Linked DNA regions of Mus musculus: region 2 is linked to region 1. A link is a loop called in an ENCODE intact Hi-C map of the cell type or tissue named here. Cell type or tissue: heart. All regions are shown on one strand. Links, peaks and the distances in the headings refer to the core of each region. The heading gives the core; the rest is flanking DNA. Region 1 holds the start of Pskh1 (protein serine kinase H1). Region 2 holds the start of Cenpt (centromere protein T).

Evidence for each region. A loop is a pair of places that touch in the nucleus more often than their neighbours do. Peaks named below come from ENCODE experiments on the same cell type or tissue, not always from the same donor. Only the 100,000 strongest peaks of a DNase experiment are listed, where the experiment ranks them.
Region 2: it touches region 1 in a loop (2.9-fold over the local background); 7 of 42 quality-filtered maps call a loop at or near these places.

What each region holds. Positions count from the first base shown.
Region 1 is chr8:105,897,083-105,905,409 of GRCm38, reverse strand. Pskh1 (protein serine kinase H1) reads right to left here and starts at 4,936. Exons shown (of 3, transcript NM_173432.2): 1 at 4,870-4,936. In heart, for the core only: a CTCF peak has its summit at 5,172; a DNase peak (open chromatin) is centred at 5,009; H3K4me3 peaks cover 1,858 bases; H3K27ac peaks cover 1,849 bases.
Region 2 is chr8:105,848,511-105,856,820 of GRCm38, reverse strand. Cenpt (centromere protein T) reads left to right here and starts at 4,813. Exons shown (of 13, transcript NM_177150.2): 1 at 4,813-4,950; 2 at 6,898-6,988; 3 at 7,108-7,195; 4 at 7,300-7,396; 5 at 7,498-7,634; 6 at 7,766-7,808; 7 at 7,922-8,070. The coding sequence starts at 4,838. It overlaps Thap11 (THAP domain containing 11), which reads right to left and starts at 1,718. Exons shown (of 1, transcript NM_021513.2): 1 at 1-1,718. The coding sequence starts at 1,460. The coding sequence ends at 543. In heart, for the core only: a CTCF peak has its summit at 2,033; DNase peaks (open chromatin) are centred at 840, 1,740 and 4,770; H3K4me3 peaks cover 4,224 bases; H3K27ac peaks cover 3,858 bases.

The sequences.
Region 1 (8,327 bases), core at 211-8,210:
ACTTCAAAGTTCCGAGATCACAGACCTGTATCTCTACGTTCAGTCCTTTGTGGTGCTAGGGACTGAACCCAGGGCTTCCTGAATGCCAGGCAAGCACTCCATCCACTGACTGAGCTTTATCTCCAGCTCTCCTTCTCTTTAGATATGATTTTTTTTCTTTTTCTTTTATTTATTATTTATTATATGTAAGTACACTGTAGCTGTCTTCAGACACTCCAGAAGAGGGAGTCAGATCTCGTTACAGATGGTTGTGAGCCACCATGTGGTTGCTGGGATTTGAACTCCGGACCTTCGGAAGAGCAGTCGGGTGCTCTTACCTGCTGAGCCATCTCACCAGCCCTTTTTTTCTTATTATTACAAGAGATTAGATCAAAAGGCTTCACATATTCAAGGCAGGTGCTCAACACTGAGTTATATCTCAGCACCATTTTGGCAATGGTGTTTTAAAATTTCTTAGCCAGGTGGTAGTGGTGCACGCCTGTAATCCCAGGACTAGGGAGGTAGAGGTGGTAGATCTCTGACTTCGAGGCCAGCATGGTTCAGGCTCTGTAGTTCAGGACAGCCAGGACTACACAGAGAAACAAAACCTATCATTCATATATAAATATAAATATATGTGACACATATGGTGGCACAGACCTCTATTCCCAGTACTTTGAAGGCAGAAGAAGCAGGTAATGTAGCAAGTTCTAAGCCAGCCAGGACTATTATCTCAAAAACATCATCATCATTATTTGTGTATGTGTATGATGTGTGTTTTGTGTATATCATGCATATAGAGGTCAGAAAACAACCTTTTGTTTTTGAGGCAGGGTTTCTCTATATAGCCTTGGCTGTCCTGGAATTCACTCTGTAGACCAGGCTGGCCTCAGTTGAACTCAGAGATTTGCCTGCCTCTGCCTCCCAAGTACTGGGATTAAAGGTGTGTGCATTCAACCTCTGCCTGGCAATTGTTACATTTTTATTAACCCCACCCTCAGAAATACTGATCTAGTAATTTTCCCTGAGTTCTCCTTTCCTAGCCCACAAATGTTTACTGATTTCCTGCCTTGGAAAAACTCTATTAGGACAGTGATAAAAAGAAGACAGTCTTTGCTCTCAAGGGATTTACAGTCTGGACAGTCCTCATAAAATCCTTTGACCCATTAATTTTTTTTTCAAGACAGATTTTTTTACTAGACAGTGGCTGTGGCTGTCTTGGAACTCACTACGTAGACAAGACTGGCATTGAACTCACAGAGATCCCCTGCCTCTGCCTCCCAAGTACAGGGATTAAAGAAGTGGGTCACCAATCCCAGCTGACCCATCACTCTTATGACGCCCAGAAAGGCCACTTCAAATCTGCAGCCTGAAAAAGTCCCTCAGCTAATTTTCTTACAGCAAAGGAAAACATCACACATATTTCTACCTTAACATCGACTATGCTGACAATGAAAGACTGTGTCAAGAATAGGTCAGTGATGACCTAGCCAAAAGGTGTTTGGAAAAGCCTCTTTCCAGTTCTCAGAATTCCTTACCTCTTTCTAGGGCGTTACTTCTCAAATTCTCTCCATATGTCAAGATACACACAGAGAATAACACTACTGTCTAGTGCTCTAGGTCAATGAAGACAGCTCCTCTGAGCTGTCCTGAAGTTTAAGGGTCAATAGTGTCAACGGCTTACAGCACAGTAACATCACCACACGGCTGGTTAAGCACTGAGGAAGGTCAGAGTAGCTCATAGACCATCCTCATACTAACAAAGCCAAATGAAAGGCCAAACCAAATTTTCACTCATCCAACTATGACCTTGTGACTGACTTCAGCATCTGTTTCAGATCCCACAAGCATTTGGATTCTCAAGGACATTCTGTTCCAAGTGACAAGGAAATCTACAATGTGAAACTATACCTCAAAGTCAGAGGCAACTTTCCTGTAGGCTGCACTTTCTCTGGCTCATTTATTCATCTTAAGCACAGGATTACAATTAGACTTAGAAAACTTGCCTATTCAGCAAACTCACCCTCTAGTAAATTAGAACCCTAAATCCCTTTAGAGGAGTGATCAACTGTATCTATCTGATGAGAAATGATGTTATCAGAGCTCTCAGATACCTACAAATGACCTTGAAGAAAACACAAGACACAGGGCATCATCCCACACACAGACAATATGAAGAACAATTTTAGAAGACGTTTTTGCCAGGCAGTAGTGGTGTGTGCCTTTGATCCCAGCACCCAAGAGACAGAGACAGGAACTCTTTGTGAGTTCAAGGCCAGCCTGGTCTACAGAATGAGTTCTAGGACAGCCAGAACTACACAAAGAACCCTGGGGTGGGGTGGGAAATGATGACATTATCTAGCTGGGGCTTGTGGGAAAGGCCCATAATCCAAGCTACTCAGGAAGCTGAGGCAGGAAAATCCCAAGACCTGTCTCAGAGTGAGTTGAAGTCCAGCTTGGATAACGTAGTAAAACCCCATCTCAAAATCAAAAGTGGGGCTGGCAAGATGGCTCAGTGGTTAAGAGTGCCCACTGCTCTTCTGAAGGTCCTGAGTTCAAATCCCAGCAACCACATGGTGGCTCACAACCATCCGTAATAAAATCTGATGCCCTCTTCTGGAGTGTCTGAAGACAGCTACAATGTACTTACATATAATAAATAAATAAATATTGTTTAAAAAAAAGAATGTTTTTAAAAAAAAATCAAAAGTGAAAAAGATGGCCAGGGTTCTACCTCAGTGGTATTAGTCTTGATTAGATCCAAACCAAAAACATCAACCATGATGTGGCTGGCAAGAGAGCTCAGTGGCAAAAGCACCTGCTGTCAAGACTGACCCCCGATTCTATCTAGAACCAACAGGAGAACCAACTCTCACAAACTGTCTCCAACCTACCTACCTACTCACCGACACGAGTGAGCACACACATACACACAGGGAGATAGACAGATGGACAGGGAAGTTTTCTGGGGCTAGGGGTGTACCTCAATAGAACATTATTGGCATATATTTAGATCTTTCAAAGTCTTTCCAAGGTATGGGCAACGATCCATAACAGGAGTCTACAAGGCCAGTAGCTTCCAGGGGCAATAGCACAAATCTTCATCCAAGAAGTACAGTAATATCATTAGCTTTGCTTTCTTAATTTCAAGACAGGGTCTCACTCTGTAGCCCAGGCTACACTGACTGATGAACTCACTATAGAAGCAGGACTGACCTCAAACTTAGAGCAATCCTCCTGCCTCAGTCTCTTAAATGCTGGAATTACAGGTGTGCACAACTATGCCCTGACTGCATCATTTTCACAATTTTCTGAAAAGGGGACACAGCTCAGTTGTTAGAATGCAAAATGCCCAGGATCAATCACTGTACAGGGGGAGGAAGGAGACTTAAAAAAAACTTTAAAAGCACAGATTTCTACCTCATATCTTGTTTCTTTCTTATTTTTTGTTTTGCTTCATGAGACAGGGTCTCACTCTGTAGTCCTGGCTGACTTGGTACTCGATATGCAGTCTGGGATCATCTCAAGTACCATGGTAATCCTGCTCCTTCTGCTTCGCAAATGCTGGGGTTACAGCATTTAAGCTACCATACATTGTAAGCTGACCATGTAGCTAAGTGAAAAGGGTTCAGGCCCTGAGTTCAATTTCCATCAACGAAATCAGCAGAAAAATAAAGTGAAGACTCCCCCCACCCCACCCCCAAGACAGCCTCACTATATCAGACTGTCCTTTAACTTTTGGGCATCCTCCTGCTTCTCTCTCAGGAGTGCGGTGATCACAGGCATGCACCACCAAACCAGGGCTTTGGAGTATTTTGTTTTTGAGACGGGGTCTCATATAGCCCAGGTTCGTCCTAAATGTACTATGTAGCCTAAACTAGCCCTTATTGATCGGAAGTGTAGTCTACCACATCTAGAGAAGAGTAAAACTCTTGAATTTGTATCTTGAAAAAAAATACTTCAAGATGTCACTGTTTGCTGTGACTATCTCAAAATGCTGGCCATGACAGATGTTCCCCCAAGGCTTAATCTGTATCTATTCAAGTCAGTGTCCCGATAGCTTTAACTAAACACTACTACTGTGTGAACGCAGGAGACAGTTTTCCAAGGAAAAGACATTGGTGATAGATTCAAAAAGACACAGGTTAATTTCCTCTACTGGTGAGTGAGGGTGGAAATGAACGGAAGTTTCACAAACCGAGAAAGCAGCTATCTGAACCTCGAGGGTATGAAACCACAGAGTTAATAGGAGGCTCACATGCCTCAACAAAACACTACATAATCGCAGTACAGACGTGCCCAGGCGTTCTCTGCAGGGCTAGGTAGGCCACATCCGATTATGATAAGCTTTGAATGCTGCAGGCTACAAGGTTTAGTTTTTCCCTACAGTGACTAAGGAGGCAATTTTAACGAGTGATTTTTCTGGTGCGAATTATACACGCAGCAGCTTCAGAGGACTGAGCGGGGCTCTCCTTATAAGTATGACAGGTTTGCCTTGCAAGCGACCCAGCTGGACTCTGGCCCTTTTTCCAGCCAGTACATGGAAGCGATCGATGGCCCCCGCAGGACCCTGGCGTTCAGTCGCAAGGGAAGGGTGTGGAGTAGGCGCCGCACACAACAAGGTTAGATCAACCTGACCCGCGCTGGACGCGGGACGGCTGGGCCACAGACAGGCAGATGACCAAGTCCATCGGGCCTAACGCGGCAGGAGGTTTCGAGGCCATGCCTGGGGACCGCGGGTAGCCACAGCCCGGCCTGCTCCCCAGCCCACAGGCCCCAGTGCACGGGGACCGAGGGCTCGGAGTCGCGCCAGGCCCTGGCTGCGCCCGCGGCTGAACTCGCAGGCCCCTCACGCCGGTCAGGCCGAAGCCCCGAGCCGGAAGGCCTCACCTCGCGCGGGCGGCGGGCTCTCCGGAGTCTCGGCGGCTCAGCCCACCGTCTCCCAGCCCAGGCCACGGGCGCCGCCGCCATCCTCCCGCGTCAGCGTGGTGGCGTCATTACTGCGCGCGCCTGACGCCAAAACAAACTTGGGCGGCCAAGGGACGGAAGGGAGGCGGAGCCTCCAGACGCGAACGCAAGTGTGTGTAGGGGGGGGGGGGGGTTCGGAGTGCCTGCCAATCAACGTCTTCGGGGCGGAGCAGAGCTCTTTTCCAGGGGTGGGTCTGTTTGCCGCTAGACACCGCTGGGGAGCCATTTGTGGAGGGAAAAGTTCTGGGAAAGGTAATGACCGAGAGAAATGGAAAAAAAATGGCAAGATTCTTCTATAGATGAAGGAGTTCTTGAAGGGCAAGGGAGTGTGTCATCACGCCAGGGCTAATTTTTTTTAATGTATTGATGCAAAAACAAATGAATCACGAGATTTATAACATAAAATAAAAAGTAAAAAAGATTGTTAATGTATTGATGCAAACACAAATGAATCACGAGATTTATAAAATAAAATAACGAATAAAAAAGATTGTTACCAAGCTTGACATGGTGGGCACATTCCTTTAATCTCAGCACTCAGGCAGGAGGATCTCTGAGTTCCAAGCCAGTGTGGTCTACAAAGCTAGTTCCAGGACAGTCAGGGCTATTACAGAGAAACCTGTCTCAAAAATAAACAAAGAAGCTGGACGTGGGGGCACACGTCTTTAATCCTAGCACTCGGGAGGCAGAGGCAGGCAGATTTCTGAGTTCGAGGCCAGCCTGATCTACAAAGTGACTTCCAGGACAGCCAAGGCTATACAGAGAAACCCTGTCTTGAAAAAAAAACAAAAAATTAATTAATTAAAAAAATAAAGATTTTTTTTTTTGTACTAACACACTAGGTTTTGAAACAACTTTTACTTTTTTAAAAAAGACAAAACATCGTTAGCCTGTAATCCTAGTACTTTGGAAGCAGCAACAAGAAAGACTTTAGTTTGAGGCTAGCCTGGTGTATTTATTAAGGTCCTATCTCAATAAAAAAATTCATCAGTGTGTTCCCACATGCCTATAATCCTGGCACTCAGGAATTTAAGGGGATATTGCAGTGAGAGGTTTAAAAAAAAAAAAAGGCCAGGTTATAGAAGTTATAAGTTTTCTTGGGATACAGATTAAGACCATCTTTCAAAATGGCAGCAATGAAATTTGTTTCTCAAAGGGTTATGGGATTACTAAAAACATGAACTTTAACCCAGCCTGGTGTGATTTGGGAAGCAGAGGGGGGACCTCTGAGTTCAAGGCCTGCATGGTCTGTCTATAGCAACAGGATACCCAGGGCTGCTGCACAGGGAGACCTTGCCTAAAAAAAACAGCATGAGGAGGGGTGATACCCAGAGTAGGGCTTCCCCTTCTCAAAAGAGACAGGGAAAGTGGATGGGGGAAGGACCTGTGTGACTGATTACTGAGAGGAAAGGAAGGGGTGATAAAGTGAATAAATAAATAATTTTTAAAGGTTTATTTTTTTTATGTAAGTACACTGTAGCTGTCTTCAGACACACCAGGAGGAGGCGTCAGATGTCATTACGGATGGTTGTGAGCCACCATGTGGTTGTTGGGATTTGAACTCATGAACTCTGGAAGAGCAGTCAATGCTCTTAACTGCTGTGCCATCTCACCAGCCCAATAAATAATTTTAATAACAACAAAAAAGGAGCATTGATTTTGGGGCCAAATCTGGGATCAAATCCAGCTCTGACATTTCCACAGTTATATGAATTCTCGGGGAAGATGTCACCCTCAAGCCTTTCCATACGAATTTCCTATCCTTATATTTACTATGAACATATTGTAATCATGATTTTAGTCTCACAATAAAAAAATAATATAGAAGTCCAGAGTTGATAACACTCAGAAATCTATAGTCTTTTATTTGTCAAGGTATTTGGCAAATAAAGGAACGAGTATTTACTCGTATACGCTGTATATTCAGGTATTGGTTTGGGATCTAGGGAAAAACACAGGCTTAGCAGGAACGTGTTCTGGTGTGATGGCAACTGGTCCCAGGACATCTATCTGAATGGTCAACTCCACCTTGTCTATATAGATCTACAGCTGTAGAACACTGTGACCGTGCTTAGACCTAGGTAGCTATGCCTAGGCACCGGCATCTTGGCTATCATCCCAACCGTCTGCGCTAGCTCTGAGATAAAACCCATAAAGCCTTTAAGCCCCTGGCCACAGAGCAAAGTCTTCCCCCACTCAACCTCCGATCCCAGCCCATGGCAGAGTAGGGACTTAGGGAGCAAACATCAGGGTAAATGTAGGTCACTGTAGGAGGGTTGTAATCCCCACCCCACCAATGGCTGGCCAGAGCAGCCATCCCTGCTTACAGAAGCAGGCTATTCCTGGCCATTTACTAGGTCTAGAAAACTATCAGGATCCGAAGCTCCAGCACACCACTCCCAACTATACGCCCATGCTGAGGGAGGTGTCCCAGGATGACATGCCCTGGAGTCATTTTTAGTACAAGCTCATGTTGACTATAAAAATGCCCATGTTGGAGTTAAGAGATTCTTTCATTCCTTATTCTCCACGCTGTACTCTTTATTTTTAGATTGGGTGCTAGAGACACAAAAAGCACCCTTTACCTTTGAGGAGTCCACATCTGTGAATTTTCACTGGGATGTAGGTAGTCACAATCCAGTGTTATGCGGAGACAGGGAAAAGCCCCAGCTCTGTGTATATCTTGAGATACTTTCCATTCAGCTTATATTCAATTACAGAGTACTTTCTAGAAGAGGTGAGGACAATCAAGAAATAGCTGTTTCTTGACCAAGAAGAACGATGAAAGAATATTCTAACAACAACAACAACAACAACAACAACAACAACAAAATAGACGTGAGCTGTCCATGCCTTTAATCCTAGCACTCAGGAGGCAAAAGTAGGCAAATCTCTGTGAGTCTGAGGCCAGCCTAGTCTACAGATAGTTTCAGGACAGCTAGGGCTACACACACACACACACACACACACACACACACACACACACACATTGAAAAAATATATATATAGCCAGCAAGATGGTGACCTGAGTTAAATCCCTGAGATCTGTGTAGTGGAAGGAGAGAGTCGATTCCTGTTAAGTTTTTTTCTCCTGACTTCCACACGTGTACTGTGTCACATCTGCCAGCACCCTCTCTCATACCTACACACAATAGATGTATTTTATAAAACAGATAGACAGGCTTAGCAAGGTGATACACAACTTTAGGTCCAGTATTCAGGAGGTAGAAGTGGGAAGATCTTTATGTATTTGAGGCCAGCTTGGTCTATGTAGTGTTTTCCAGGACAGCCAGGACGACATAGTGAGATATAAAAGTCTAGGTCAATGAGGGGCTTGGGGCTGGGGCTGGCTCAGAAGAGCATTGACTGCTCTTCCAGAG
Region 2 (8,310 bases), core at 311-8,310, 49 kb after region 1:
TCCATCAGCAAGTCACCCAGAGCCCTCTCATAAATGACCTTCTGGGTAGAGAGGTCCTAAGAGACAGAGGCACAGATCAGCTAGTCCCCATCAGAATCACAGACTGCACCTGAACCGGGTAGCATGGAAAGGAGAAACGATGTTACTGAGATCTCTTATCACTACACACAGCAAAGCTGTCTCTGATTGCTGGCCAACCTGAAGAAGTGGTTTCCTCAAACCCACAGTCCCTTAAGAGTTCCATCTGCACCCCCTCCAGGGTAAGTTCCAAGTTCAGTGGTTCTGAAGCCTGTGTATAACCAGAATCTGCAACATAAACTGGGGAGTGAGAGACAAAGTCATAACTGCTGGTGTCACCAGATTCTGAAGTCCCCAACTCTTACTTCACGAGGAGACGAAAGAAGGTGCCAACTGACCAACTGGAGTCCCGCTGTCCTAAACCTCGGCACTGTCAACAGGAATACTGGGGAGTACAACATTTGCCTGAGGATTCCTTGGGCTGGAAGGAGTCACGAATTCTGCAGGTTTCTGGGGGGAACCATTCACATGCCGTGCTTCTTACGGATGACAGCCATGGCAAGCAGACGATCCTTCTCTCGAAGTTCTTCACGGAGCTTGGCCTCGGTGAGACGCAGATGGCGGATGCTACCCTTCATCTCCTTCATCTTCACTTCCATCAGGGCCAAGATGTCCCGCTGCTCGTTCAGCTTGCGCAGGAGCTCCTCCTCCGTGGTACCCGAGGACAAGGAGTACGAGTGGTCAGAGCCAGTGTCAGGGAAGCCCTCTTCCCCTACCACCACCAGCTGAGGGCCCAGAGTGCACTCAGCGGCCTCCAGCCCAGCCGTAGCAGCCTCTAGCTCTGAGGCGGCGGCAGCGGCGGCTGCCCCTTCAGCAGCTGCAAACTCGACTTGCACTGTGAGGTCGATGGGCTTCACATCATCTCCCGAGGGAGTCGTGGACACGGGAACCACGGATCCCGGAGCCTGGTTGCTGTCTACGGCGGCCTGAAGCGTAAGAAGCACAGCTGCAGAGGCAGACACCAGGTTCGGCTGCAACTGGGTGGTCTGGGCAGTGGAGGAGGACGGAGACGGCTGCTGCTGTTGCAGCTGCTGCTGTTGCTGCTGCTGCTGTTGTTGTTGCTGCTGCTGCTGCCTACGGCGGGCTGCCGCAGCTCCCGCAGGTCTCCGAGCTACTTTGCGCTCATTGACGCCACGCAGCGGGAAAATGGTGGGAACGCGCACCGTGTAGGTCTTGCGGCCGCCCTGAAAGTGGACGCTGCAGAGACGGTGGCCGGTGGTGGGTTGGAAGGTGGAGAAGCACCCACTGACGCCAGCACGGGACACGTTCTTGAGCCAGAGGCGCCGCAACTCAGCGTCCTTGGGAAACGTGTAGAAGTGCAGCGCCTTGTCCCGGTGTGAATTGTTGTAGCAGCCCGGAACGCAGCACGTAAAGCCAGGCATGGCTGCGACGCGCGGCCCGGCCCACCGGCCTCTCGAGCTCTTCGACGGCCGGGTCTGGCCCCTGTCTCAGCTCCTCGACGGGCGGCGCCGCGCGAGGCTCTCAGAGGCCTCTCACTATTGCCGCCCGGCGCAGTCGTCCCGGGCCGAGGCCCCGTGCCCAGAATATGGTTGCGGACCGCCCGCGCCGCGCTACCCACCCGGCCGTCCGCCTGCGCTTCGGAGTCGGCCCGGGGGACGCCGCGAAGGACCGCCTGGAAAGGAGGACTACGCCCCCCACAATGCACTGCGCCAGAAGCCTCTCACTTCCGGGATGGGGCGGGCTTATTCCGGCGGCTTTCCTGGACACCGCGATATCCTGTTCAGAGTCGATTATTTTCCAGATGAAGCTCGTCCTAAGCGAAAGGTAAAAATGTATTCGAATGGAACGTTATGGCATGGGCTACCCTTCACAAGGATCCGGAATCCTGATGGTACCGGGCGCGTGCCTGGTGAGCGCAAGCGCTCTGGGTATAAGAACACAAAGACTACAAGTTCCATGATGCCTCAGAAGAACGTTTTGGTGCGGCCGCGGGCTGCAGCGCCTCCTAAAGGAGAGGTGGAGTTCCTGCAGACCAGGATTTGAATGAGGTTCTGCAGCTTGCTATAAAAAACACCCCACCCCACCCCACCCCCGACCCCCAGTACCTTGGAGTGGACTGCATTCTTTAGCCTAGAGGAAACCCGAGTCCTCCCAGAAGAACTTCTGGAGTCAATTTCTTATATTGGGAGCACTCTCCCGACTCTCAGCTACCTCTTACATGGATGGACTCACTGACCTAAACCATGTCCCTACTAGCTGCTTACAATGTGCCAGACAGTGAAGGGAAAACACATTCAAGGCAATTGGTGGCACACGCCATTAATCCCAGCACTTAGGAGGCAGAGGCGGAGGCAGATTTCTGAGTTCGCGGCCAGCCTGGTCTAAAGAGTGAGTTCCAGGACAGCCAGGGCTACACAGAGAAACCCTGTCTCGAAAAAAAAACAAAAAACAAAAACCAACCAAACAAACCAATATATAAATATCGTATAATATTTTTCACATTTATTAATTTTAAAAACATTCAAAGTAATGGGAGATATGTTTATACATATATCATGTGTGAGAGTGGGGGAGTAATGTTTGCATTTATGCATGTTCATATGTGTGCCAGTGAGTGTCAATTTCTGGGTATCATTCATTCCTCAAGGCCCTTGGCCTTTTCTTTTTTCTTTTTTTTTTTTTTTTTTTGAGACAGGATTTCTCTGTGTAGCCCTGGCTGTCCTGGAACTCACTCTGTAGACCAGGCTGGCCTCGAACTCAGAAATCCACCTGCCTCTGCCTCCCAAGTGCTGGGATTAAAGGCGTATGCCACCACGCCGGCTGGCCTTTTCATTTTAGGCTGGCTGGCCAGTTAGCTGCAGGGATGCACCTCTAGCACTGCCATTATAGGCATGGGACACAATGCTTGGTATTTTTTTTATTTATTTATTTTTGGTTTTTCAAGACAGGTTTTCTCTGTGTAGTCCTTGCTGTCCTGAAACTCCCTCTATAGACCAAGCTGGCCTCGAACTCAGAAATCAGCCTGCCTCTGCCTCCTAAGTGCTGGGATTAAAGGCCTGTGCCACCACTGCCCTGCTCATGCCTGGCTTTTTAACTTGTGAGGAAGAATCACATTGATTCAAACCCACAAAGCATTAAAGAAGATACTCAATTTGACTCTACCTTCAGTACATAAATAGCCTTTAACATACTCATGGACATTCAAATAATATCTAGTAAGTTGAAAGTAGGGACTGTGCCTGGTCTTCAGCACCAAAAGCAAACAAAGTGCGCAATTTCTCCCCAGCACTGTCTTACCTATCCTCTGGACTTGGCATCTCTAGTGAAAAGCAAGAATCATATTGCATGTCTCTGCTTCTAATCTTGGGTCCTCTACATCTGTTTCCCTTGTGACTGCCAAAGAAAATCTGACAAGCCATGGGTCGCTCAAGGGGGCTGGAGAAATGGCTCAGGGTTTAAGAACACTGACTGCTCTCTGGAAGGTTCTGAGTTCAAATCCCAGCAACCACAGGCATGAATCACAAGTTCAAGGTCATCATCTGCTGCGTGGAAAGTCTGAGGCAAGTCTGAACTACATACAACCTGTCTCAAAACAAAACAACAGTCGGGCGGTGGGGCACACGCCTTTAATCCCAGCACTTGGGAAGCAGAGGTAGGCAGATTTCTGAGTTCGAGGCCAGCCTGGTCTACAGAGTGAGTTCCAGGACAGCCAGGGCAATACAGAGAAACCCTGTCTCAAAAAAAACAAAAAACAAAACAAAAACAAAAAAAAAACCCAAAACCTGTCTCAAAAAACCAAACCAAAAACAACAACAACAACGAAAAAAAAAAAGCAACAAAAAACCCAAACCAAAACAAAACCCAAACAAAACAACAACAAAACCCAAGACTTCTAAAGAAAATAAAAATTTAAACGGGGTGCAATAGAAAACACCTGTATTCTCGCTCACCTGCTCTTGCTTCTACTCCCCCCCCCATTGCCCTCCTCCCTCTCTCCAGGTGCCCATGGGCGACCTCTACTCCTCTATTCTCTCTGCCTCTATGTCTACTCCCTCATCTCCCCTTCCCATGCCCTGAATAAATCCTGTTCTATACTAACAAACAAAAAGAACGGAAGGAAGGAAGAAAACACCTGTAACGCAATCAAACAGAAGTGGAAGCAGGAGGCTTAGAAGTTCAAGGTCATCTTGGACTACCTAGGGATTTTGAGGTCAGCTTGGGCTACACACCACGCTGTTTCAAAAACAAAAAGTATATACGCACGTGCGCGCACATGAAATTATCAAAATCTACCATAGTGGCCTACATCTGCCATCGGAGTATTCCTATGGTAAAGGCAAGAGGGCTGTCCAGAGAGGTTGACCCTACATGTATGTCTGGTGTCTGAAGAGACCAGAGGAGGACATTTGATGCCCGGACACTGGTGTTTCTGGCAGTCATGACCTTTCCTTACGGGTTCAGGTTCTATACAAGAGCAGCAAGTAGGCCTTGCCGCTGAGCCATACTTCTAGTCCCCTAGTTCTTTAAGATTATTATAAGCCTTTAAAAAAAAAAACTTTTTTTTTTTTTTTAAATGAAGAAACCATGAAGTCTTAACTGGTTGCATGCTTTCCCCTCAGGGTTAACATGAGACCGCCTCCAAAATCAATTTACAATCACATCAGACCCGGTTCCCCAGCTGTTGGACTACAGTTCCCGTGGGGCCATGTGGCAGCATCGCGAGACTTGACTCAAAATAGGCGGTGGGAACGCGGTGCTCGCTGCTGCTTGAGCAGTTAGGAGGGGTGGGGTCCTGAACATGGCGGACCTCAGCTTTTCTGACGGCGATCCTACTGTACGCACGCTTTTGCGGCGCGTGCTGGAGACGGCGGATTCGCGCACTCCGATGAGACGCCGGAGCACTCGGATCAAGTACGTAAGAGTGTTGCGGTGAGCAACTGGAATGAATGGACAGTGGTGTCTGCGTCTGGAAAGGAAAACCGCGTCTCAGAGTACAGTCTGAGATGCTGAGATCAGACTCGGGGTTCCTAATCAAATTGAACTCAGCTGTGCGGTTTTGTACTCTCACCGTATGCCCCAGGGTGAGACCGCAGAGTCTCACTCACAACGGTGCTGGATCTCTAGGAGCAGAGGGCAAGGCTCTGTGTTTTCTAGCCTGTTTCACTCACCCCCCTCCCAGGCCAAGGTTGTCGTGACATCTACCCCTGCTTCTAGGTGACTTCACCTTTCACAACACACACAGTCCTACTCTCTGAGGCTCCCATGGCAGGTCGGGGGGCAGGAACTGGAAAGATGCTTTGCTTTCTTTCTTTTCTTTCTCTTTCTTTCTTTCTTTCTTTCTTTCTTTCTTTCTTCTTCTTGCTTTGCTTTTTTTCTTTTCTTTTTCTTTCTTCTTCTTCATGCTTTGCTTTCTTTTTTCTCTCTTCTTCTTCATGCTTTGCTTTCCTTTTTTCTTTCTTCTTCTTGATGCTTTGCTTTCTTTTTTCTTTCTTCTTTTCTTCTTCTTTCTTCTTTCTTCTTCTTTCTTCTTCTTCTTCTTCTTCTTCTTCTTCCTTCTTCTTCCTTCTTCTTCCTTCTTCTTCTTCTTCTTCTTCTTCTTCTTCTTCCTTCTTCCTTTTTCTTCTTCTTCTTCTTCTTCTTCCTTCTTCTTTCTTCTTTCTTCTGTTTTTGTTTTTTCGGTTTTCGAGACAGGGTTCCTCTGTGTAGTCCTGACTTTGGGGAGTGAAGCTTAAGGAGGGTTGTGAGCAGAAGGTACCGAAGTTGGCTTCCACCAGTCTGGAAGAATGCCCTTCTTTCCAAGTGGAGACTCGTTCATGATAAGGTGTTTTCTTTTATTCTCCAAAGTATTAGTGGTTGATCCTAGGATCTTATGCCTGCTAATTAAGCACCCTACCATTGTGCGTCATCTCCAGCCCTTTCCCTATTTCTTTGCCACAGGATCTCAAGAAGTTGCCTGGGCGTGGCTTGAAACTAGCCCAGACAGGCTTTGGACTCCCCATCCTCTTTCCCTAACCTCCCTGGTCGCTGGGATTAACATGTTGGTCCCACCGGGCCCTTGTTAATTCATGATGGGGCATTATGTATTTATTTACTGTCGGTGTTTGTGAGAGAGTGTGTGTAGGTCAAAGGACACTCTTAGAGTCAGTTCTGACCTTCCAGCACGTGGGTCCAGGTCATTGAACTCAGGATGCTAGGCTTGGAAGCAGTTGCCTTTAACCACTGAGCAATCTGGCCAGCCCCTCCGGCTATGTTTTAGGCCTGTGAGTAATGAGGTGGAAGCCTGCGGAACACAGAGTTCTGAGACACACTGTACTGGAGAAAAAGGGCTGGGGTGACCCATGGGGAGCTTAATGTCACACCTTGATGACAACTTGAAAGGTTAAAAGTAACTTAAATTTCCTACTTGGCTGATTTCTGAGTTCGAGGCCAGCCTGGTCTACAGTGTGAGTTCCAGGACAGCCAGGGCTACACAGAGAAACCCTGTCTCGAAAAACTAAAAAAAAAAAAAAAAAAAAAAAAAATGTCCTACTTGGATTGTTATTCTAATGCCTGGGACGGGACAGGATGCTCTTCCGGTTTGTAACCTCTGTGACCACCCTCCAGTCATGTTTTGTTATTCTGCTAGACTTACCCTCATCCCAGCTAGATCAGTCATAGTCCATCTGTCCCTCAGGGTTACCCCTCATCCCCCTCTTTGCTGGGGACCATGGAAGGTACAAGTGGTTTCTGGGACCCTGCCCCTAAAGGAAAGCTTTTAAACCACAGCCCCTAAACAAACGTCTGTACCTCCAGGTCCTTACCCCCAACTTCCTACAGAGATCTCAGGGCAGGTTGTCCTGTTTTTGTTTTTTTACACAGTGCACAAAGAAGACGGTCTCAAACGCCATACTCTAACAGGCAGGGTAGCCAAACAAAGACAAGTGCTAGGAAGCAATCCCATGGAGCTAGGGTAAGTGTCCACCTACTCCATGAGTGACTTCATAGAACCCTAAAGTCTATTTTTGTTTTGAAGCCTACCTTGAGGGGCTCTCAAGCCAAAAGAGAGACTAGTGGCGCTTGTACCCATAGTCAGTTGGCAGATCGACTCGTGTTCAAGGTCGTGGGCGCCTGGAGGAACAGACACCCCGGACTCTGCTAAGGAATATCTTACTAACTGGTAAGTGGGTGTCAGCCTGCCAGTTAAAATTAGGTGCTAGTCCAACAGTGAGTCCTATGATGTCCTTCTTGGTCAGCCCCACCCTTTTCTTGCTCATTCTATAGCCCCAGAATCGTCCACTGTGATGCCAGACCCAGTGGTGAAGCCAGCACAAGTACCAGAAGTGGCCCGGTCCTCCAGACGGGAGAGCAGTCGGGGAAGGTACACGGTGAATTTCCCTCATAGGCTGAGCCACCTCTTGGGATCCCCAGAAACTAAAATTGGGCTTCCTGACATGTTTGAGATAAACTTCATCCTTACAGCCTGGAGCTACACCTTCCTGAACTGGAGCCCCCCTCAACCCTGGCTCCGGGTCTAACAGCCCCTGGCAAAAGGAAGCAGAAACTGAGATTATCAGTATTTCAGCAGGAAGTGGACCAGGGGTTGCCTCTCTCCCAAGGTGAGATCTAGCACACACCTGAGCTATTTTCTCTCCGCTTGGGATATAGGAAAGACCCAAGAGAGCTTTCGTAGGCTTGGGTAACTCACTGTGGATTCTTTTTCTTACATTTTCTTGATGGAACCTGATAGAGCCACGTAGGAGTAGGAGTGCTGATGTTTCATCCTTGGCTAGGTACTGTTCCCTGTTCTGGGGTTTATACAGTATGGTCACCAGATTCTAAGAGATAAGTCCCTTTGGGGAAGCTGTGTCTCAGGCTTTCCTTGTGTCTGCTTCCATCTTAACAGCTCCTTCAATCTTACCTTTGTTCTACCTGGTCAGCCAGAGACAGTGGAGAGACCTGGTCTGGCTCGAAGACGTCCCATCCGCCAGCTTGTGAATGCTGGTGCTCTTTTGCAGGATCTGGAAGACAATTCCTTAGCCTCTGCTCTTCCAGGTAAGGTTGTAATCTCTTCTAGCTTTAGGGAGAAGCTACCACTCTGTGACAGACAGGAGACTGAACTCAGCTTTGCTCCGCATCTGATGAGGTCAGGGATACTGTGTGAGCCTGAGCAGGCATCTAGGAATTTCTGTTTTCCTCACAAACTACTTACCTGGTACTTTGGTCTATTAGGGTTCTCTAGAGGAACATAACTTACAGAGTGAGTGAGGGTGTAAGGGGAAGGATTTATTAGAA